Linked DNA regions of Mus musculus: region 1 is linked to region 2. A link is a contact called in ENCODE Hi-C or POLR2A ChIA-PET data. All regions are on one chromosome and are shown on one strand. The core of a region is the stretch at or near the end of the contact, and the rest is flanking DNA. Distances in the headings are between cores, read along the strand shown. Region 1 holds the start of Ccdc87 (coiled-coil domain containing 87). Region 2 holds the start of Rbm4 (RNA binding motif protein 4).

What was found. A loop is a pair of places that touch in the nucleus more often than their neighbours do. ChIA-PET counts read pairs that join two places held with the same protein, here RNA polymerase II (POLR2A).
Region 1: a map of left cerebral cortex shows a loop between it and region 2 (5-fold over the local background). The contact joins the promoter of Ccdc87 here to the promoter of Rbm4 in region 2. A Hi-C loop is called at or near these places in 1 of 37 maps with a recorded cell type or tissue (left cerebral cortex). POLR2A ChIA-PET finds 5 or more read pairs at or near these places in 3 of 5 experiments (Patski and embryonic stem cell).

The regions. Positions count from the first base shown.
Region 1 is chr19:4,836,990-4,840,843 of GRCm38, forward strand. It overlaps Ccdc87 (coiled-coil domain containing 87), which reads left to right and starts at 2,377. Exons shown (of 1, transcript NM_207268.3): 1 at 2,377-3,854. The coding sequence starts at 2,493. Ccs (copper chaperone for superoxide dismutase) reads right to left here and starts at 2,333. Exons shown (of 8, transcript NM_016892.3): 1 at 2,208-2,333; 2 at 1,842-1,914. The coding sequence starts at 2,246.
Region 2 is chr19:4,791,856-4,795,394 of GRCm38, forward strand. Rbm4 (RNA binding motif protein 4) reads right to left here and starts at 2,154. Exons shown (of 4, transcript NM_001290122.1): 1 at 1,961-2,154; 2 at 543-965. The coding sequence starts at 954. It overlaps Gm21992 (predicted gene 21992), which reads right to left. Exons shown (of 3, transcript NR_157185.1): 2 at 1,961-2,154.

The sequences.
Region 1 (3,854 bases), core at 1,127-3,626, 45 kb after region 2:
AGTATGCACGCATGTTCTTGAGTGTGTGTATATGTGTGGAGTATGCACGCATGTTCCCGAGTGTGGTGTCCACCTGTCTTCCTTAATTGCTCTCCACCTGTTATGCTGAGGCAGGTTCTGTCACTTGAACCCAGAGCTCACTGATTTGGTTAGTCTAGCTAGCCAGCTTGCCCTGGGATCCCTGTGTCTATCTTCTGAGGGCTGGGACCACAGGCGGTCTGTCTGCCACGCCAGTCTGGCATAGACACAGGTGCTGGCAATCTGAACTGGACTCTCACACTGATGCAGCTATCACTTCTACTGACTCAGCCATCTTCCTTGCCCCTGGCAAACACATGGTTCACAGACACAGGCACGCAAAACACCCGTACATATTAAATAAAACAGATTTTAAAAATAAACCTAAAAAAAAAAAATCATCCCAAGCCAGGCAGATGGCTTAACGGATGAACTTTTCGGGTTTGGTTCTGCTTTTTGGTTTGTTTGGGTTTTTTGTTTTTTGTTTCTTTTTGTGCTTTTTTAAAAAAATTATTAATTTTATGTATGTGAGTACATACACACCAGAGAGGGCATCAGATCCCACTACAGATGATTGCTGGAAATTGAACTCAGGACCTCTGGAAGAGCAGTTAGTGCTCTTAGTTGCTAAGTCATCTCTCCAGCCCTGGGTGAACTGTTCATGCTACACAAGACAGCTGGAAGCAGAGAACCAGCTCTGGAGTTGTTCTTGACCTCCACATGCACAAGCCCTCCTCCAAGCACATCATGCACACACTCACTAATAATAAATCAAATAATAGTTCCAGGTCAGGTGTGGTGGCGCACGCACGCACGCACAACTTTCATCTCAGCACTCGGGGGTAAAGGTAAGCAGATCTCTGTGAACTGCAGGCCAGCCTGGCCTACATAGTGAGTTCCAGGAAAGCCAGGGCTATGTGGAGAAAGACCTTATCTCAAAATAAAACAAAACAATCAGTCCCCTCAATCGTCCTCCTAAAACCCCACCTTTGCCTGTAAGCTTTTCTCCTCTTTCCTCTTACAATCCCCTGAAATTGAGTGGGCTCTCACTACAGGCTCAAGACTTGTATCAACTAATTCACTCCTCATGACAACACTGAGCTATGAACACTGTTCAAACACTGAAGAAACAGAAACACAGAAAATAAGCACGAAGCTGTACATCTGTGGAACTATACGCACTGGGGTTCCCCACCCCACCCCTGCCAGTGTCCTGGCTTCAGACTCTCATCTCCTTCTTTCCCTTTGCCACCATGGCTTCCCAAGGAAGTGTTCTAGGAGCGCTCCTTTGCCAAAGCTTATACGATCTTTACCTAAGCATAGGGGTAAACATTTTCCCTCAGAAACCCCCAGTGTCTAATCTATACTGGCTGAAAGGTTGAATGAACATTTAACAGAATCCAAAACAGCCAGTTTCTAGCGTCAGGAAAATGACTCTGCCTTTCATATCTTTCCTCTTCTGCCAGGTCACCCACCTGCAGACCTCCTGGCTTAAAGTCCCTGAATTGGGCCAGGGATGTTGTCTGCTTTCTCAGAACTGTTCTATTTCCCAAGCCAGACCTCAAATGCCCGCCCCCCTCCCCCTCTAGAATGCCCTTGGTAGGAAGTGCTCTATACTCTGGCTAGTTCCATGCTGTTCAGCAGCTGGACAGGCAGTTTGTACTAGAAGAAAGCTCTGGCTAGGCAAAGCTTGAGGCCTATACTCTAGGCTCTGCATCTCCCGGACTCTGAGAAACTTCCTTTCATTCTTTCTGCATCTATGCAACCGGAATACGGCTAAACACAAACCCCTGGCTGATCCCAGAAAGATTGTCTACTCTTACCTGCCACCCCTTTCAGGGTCTTGTGCACAGCATCCACACAGCTCTGACAACTCATCTGCACTGCAAACTCCAACTGTAAGGGAAGCAAGGCCAGGGCACATGTCAGACATGATCCTTACTCGCCACCTCATCCCCTATGTCTCTTTGCACACATTGCACTTGACTTCTCTTCAAATTCCTCCTTTATTATCTCATGAACATTCCAGGATCGCGGTCTTTACCACCAACCCCCCTCCCGTGAGGGGCATCTCCGTCCTAACCCCGGAATTTCACCTCCCCAGGAGCCTGTTCTTTCCTGGCTTCCCAAGATATTGATCACCCCAAGGGCTGAAGTTATGCGAGGCTCCACATGAAGCTTTCACTCACCGCACACACAGTCCCACCGTCCCCCGACTTCGAAGCCATCCTAGCTGTTGTCACTGCCTAGGCCGCACCGAACCGGTAGGGTCCAGAGACCAACACAACTCTACTTTGTGGGATGGGCGGAGTCTCGGAGGCCGCCCTTAGCTCCACCTCCTTGGCGCGTGCGCTCCCTAGGCTGAGGCCTCTGAGCTGTCCGGTAGTGCTACCGGCTGCGCAGGCGCATTGATGCAGTTTCCTTAGTAACCATTTGGCGTCCTCTACCCGCTCAGCCGGAACCACCTGGTAAAGATGGAACCACACAGTCAGGAACCTGACCTCAAGCCGATTTACCACCGGTTGCTGAGTCCGCTGTCGCTCTTCCCCAGCAAGGCGAAGCCTCCTCCAGAGCCTCCGAAGCGCCCCTCTCAAGATGCCACGCCCTTGCAATCCATCCCGCTGGCGAAGCTGAAAGTTGGGCCGCTGTGCCGCCAAGTGTCCAAGCGGCTAGCAAGCAGCGGGCGGGCGGCACGAGTAACTGCCAAGGACCGACTTCGTCTCACTGAGGTTATTCTAGAAGAGCTGAAGTGCAACTGGCGGGAACCTCCTATAGAACCCATTCTGGACTACGAAAACAACCAGAAGCTGCGGCAGCGGCTCGAGTCCTACGTGCTGATCAGTAGTGAGCAGCTCTTCGTACGCTACCTGCACCTGCTGGTGACCCTGCCGACCTCTAGAAGGGTCTTCACTGAATCAGCCACCCTCAGCCGGTTGGCAGTAAACCTTGCCAGGGATTGCACAGTTTTCCTCACCAGTCCTGATGTCTATCGCTGTCTGCTGGCTGATTTTCAGACCCTGCTAAATTTAAAGCACGCCCAGGGAGGCATAGTCAAATTGCGTCCTCCTCCCTGTCCCCCTGGGACTTTCAAGCTCTGTCCAATCCCCTGGCCTCACAGCACTGGCTTAGACCACATGCCGTGCTCTAGCCTCAACCTGAACTACCTTGTCCAACTCAGCCGCCCATATGATTTCCCCAGTGAGCCCGAACCTGATCCAGTGGAAGAGTTGAAATCCATCCCCCAGCTGAAGAGTAGACAGCAGCTCCTCTGGGTGCCCTCCATGATAAAGGATAAAGAAATTGAATCGAGACCCTCACCGATGGTACCACTGCCTAGTCATTCTCCCAGCAGTGAGAGTCACCAATTCCCCACCTCACCAGTCCATTCCTGGCTCCAAAGGGGCCAGTCCATGCCTTGTCTTCATGAGGGGTGGAGTCTGGCAGATGAGTTGTGCCTTCTTCCTCCCTCTCCTCATCCCCTCACCCCGCTGATCTTGGCTTCAGAGAGTAAACCACTGCCATTCCGGGACATAGTGGCTGAGGATCTGAAGCAGAAAATGAAGATCATGAGAATGGAGTGGAGTCGATACTCCCTGCTGGACTCTGGCCTGCCTCCCCTCCTCGGGGTCCTTACCCGGCGCCTAACTGCCCAGCACCACCTAGAGAAACTGCAGCAAATGATCAAAAGCCTGCAGGAGGAAGAAGCCTCCGGAAAGTGGGATCTCCAACCCCCGAGAATCATCCCACTACACCCACAGCCAGTCACTGTTGCTTTGAAGGTACATGATCAAGTTATAGTCCAGGTAGCTACTGTGCAACTCTCTGAAAGATACTTT
Region 2 (3,539 bases), core at 904-3,403:
TCCTTTTCTTCTGATCTCCCTCTATCAAGTGCAACACAACAGTGATCCTGTGCTGTGCTGAGCCAATAAAAGCCAGAGGCAAGCACTTTGCAATGGGCGACGGTGGGGGCTGGGGGCTGGGGCCCAGCAGGTGAAGTCTTCAGAGAAAGGACTTCAAAACAGGCTCAAAGCCTTAAAGGGCTCAACATAAAAGCCAAGCTCTTTTCCCCCCTCTAGACCATCATTCTCCATTTTATGAAATTTATTGCACATATTTTGCATTGTTTCTGAAAGCTTCACAAAAAAGAGGGTCAGTGGACTATTCCACAAGTAAAAGAAGCCCTTGTCACCTAACTACCTGAGTTCCATCCACGGGACCCACATGGTAGGAGAGAACATGAAAACACACACACACACACACACACACACACACAAAAGCTTTTGTTCAAGTGTATCACTGATCCTTCATCAGCCAGCAAAATCCTTCCATCCCAATGCCTTCCTTTTCTCAACCAATTCATTCCTAACAGCCTTGTACTGAGCACTCCAAAAGAGTGATTCACCTTGAAACTCTGTGTTGTCGAGGCCCCTGATGGCCTCCACCGCATCCTCTGCCCGCTCCATGTGTACAAAGGCATAATCTTTCACGATGTCACATTCGATGACTGGGCCGTACTCCTCAAACTTGGCCCGAAGCTCTTGGTTGGTACAAGTGGGGCTGATGTTGCCCACGTGTAACTTGGTTGAAGCTTTGCTCTTATTCTTGCTGGCTTCCACATTGATGTTCACTCCGTGCAGCTTGTAGTGGTGCAGGTTGCGTATGGCATCCTCAGCGGCCGTCTTGTCCTCTATGTGCACAAAGCCATAATTCTTAATGATGTCACATTCCAGCACCTTCCCGTACTGCTCGAAGAGTGAGCGGATCTCCTGCTCTGTGGCCTCCCGGGGCAGATTTCCAATGAACAGCTTCACCATCTCCACACAGCCTGCAAGTAGAGAAACAAGATTTTTAGGAGAAGACCTCAAGTCCATAGCAACTGTTAAAAAAAGGGAAAAAAAAAATCAAATAAATAAATGGCTCCCATCATCTCCTTTCACTTTAGCACATAGTCCCAAAAGTTTTCTCCTACAGGCATGCTCTTACATCTCCAATCAGTAACAAATGTGGAGTTCAACAAGAGCCTGCTTCTATTTCTCACAAGAAGTTCTATAAAGAGGAAAAATGTAACAAGGCAGACTTTTGTAGACAAAGGGGATTTTGCGGTGTGGCTCCAACCTACAGCACGGTACATTATAGGCAAGTATTCCGCCACTGAGTTACACTTCCCCTGCCCCAGACAAAGGAATAACGCTCTAAGTTTTCAGCATAAATAAAAAAAATGCTACAGGTACTGAGAGCTACTCACTTTGACATTTGAAAACAAGATTCTAACTACTAGACTTGCTAATTATAATTACTTCAAATTAGCTCTTCCTCTCTTAGCAACCATTTCCGGAAAAGTGGGAATTTCACTCGGAGTAGTGAGTTCCGGGATCAACCAGATAAAAAGCAGGGAAATATAGAAAATGCCCGAGTAGGAGGAGTCCTCTGGGGTGGGGGTGGGGGTGGGGCATGTCATTACAGGCTCCTACAGAAGAACTGGTCAAAGACTGGTGCTACAGTTTGGTGAGGAAGCCAACAATGCCCAGGGCATGACAGATTCTCCAGCCTAAATCTAAGATTTATCTAGGTGGAAACCCCAAAGAAGATTGAGCAAAGCAGAGGGTAAGGTGGACAAAAGAAAGCTATTCCGGGAGTAGAGAACGAGGACTTGGAGGAAGGTTGTTTCAGGCTTACCGCACTAAGTCGAGGACCGATGTCGGCTCTCAGGGACGGGTGCGCAGACCGCAACCCCACTATGCCAACCCTGACACCCACCGGAGTCAGGTAAGTTTTTTTAACAGAGAAAAGAACACAGTGGAAGAACGTGGAGTATCTCACCGCATGGATACCTGCAGGTCCTCCTCCTTGCAGCGCGGACGGTTCTGACAAAACGCTAAAATGGCGGCGGCCACAGCAGTGACTCTGGGTAGAAAGAGGGGTGAACCTACCCACCGGATTGGCCGTTCGGTAAAGTAAAAGGCTGGCGTTCCCGGAGATCCTCTTCCTGATTGGTTACCCGGAACGCCAATTACCTGAGAGGCCAGGAAGAGGTGGAAACGTCAGTAACCTGGACCTTTTATATGAAAGCCAATGAGCACCCAGCCTAGTGAAACTGAAGCCACTGATTGGGCAAGAGGTCCATCTGAAGGTGGAGCTAGAAACGCGGAATTCTTCAAAGCGCGGCCAGCCATTAGGCAGAATGAACAAGGTGCCGTGCGTCAGTGGGGCAACCTGTAGCTTCGTGGCTCCCAACTTTGTTAAGCTTTCACATTTTGTCACTTACACGTGCACATCCTGACAAAATTCAAGTTCTGTCACCACAATTCCGCACCGGTCCCTAGCTGAGCGTCACCACGCCCCGCAACGTGGATATTGCATCAGTCAACCTACCCAGACCTCCCGGCGATAGCCAAGCTCCCGCCCCTACTTAAAAAGCAACCCCCACTTTCCAATGTAGTCCTTCTGAGTCTCAAGTTACCAAAATTATAAGTATCTTTATGTAATTTTAAAACTCTAAAACAGTCAGTGGATCCAGCTTCGATAACAGTTCAATGGCCCAGACAATAGGGTGGTCAGAGACGTAGGAGACACAGGGGTTAAGGTTCCCTTTAGGAAACAGCCTCCCACCTCCCCAAAAGGTGTGAAAAACAGAGATTGAAAATCGACACCCCATCCCACCCCAACTTCACCCCGCCAAGAGAAGAAACAAAAAACAAAACAAAAAACGGGAACAGCAATTTTTGATTTTGTTTGGTTTTATTGGGCTCCATTAGCCAAAACTAAGTTTAAATTCCCTAAAACTGACCTTGGAAAAAAGGCTTGTGACAATCAGCTGTAAACAAGTACAAACGAACATTCTTCACAGGGTCCAAATTCCCTCATCACATTTTTCTCACCCACTGGCTGCTTCACATAATCCCATACTCATTGAGCAAGCAACTTTAGTCATGACCCTCTGCAACGCAGCTTCTTAAGATGGAGATAACCGGGAAAGGTGCTGAATGGAGAACTTAAAGGTGAACAGGCAGAAAGCAGGGGGAACTTCATGAGAACAGGATGATTGGGAGTAAAATAACAAATAGAGCATACTACCTCCCAAAACTGCCACAAAAGAAAGAAAAAGTCAAACAAAAGGCAGAGACAGAAAATAAGCTACTGGATTCTATAGCAGAAAATTAGTCTATAATTTAAGGCTAGGAAATAGGCCCCTTAAAAAGTAACAATATGACATTAAATATGGCCATGGCTTCATTCTGCAGCACCTGAGACTGAGTAAAAGCCACCTGAGATCTGTAATACAAGTTCTGCTGTCCTGCACAGGCCCTTTCAGAGGGGATCTAAAATGCACAGCCACATCTCAATATGCACCCAGAAATGCATAGGGTATAGAAATCATTTTCTCTCAGTTTAATCATCT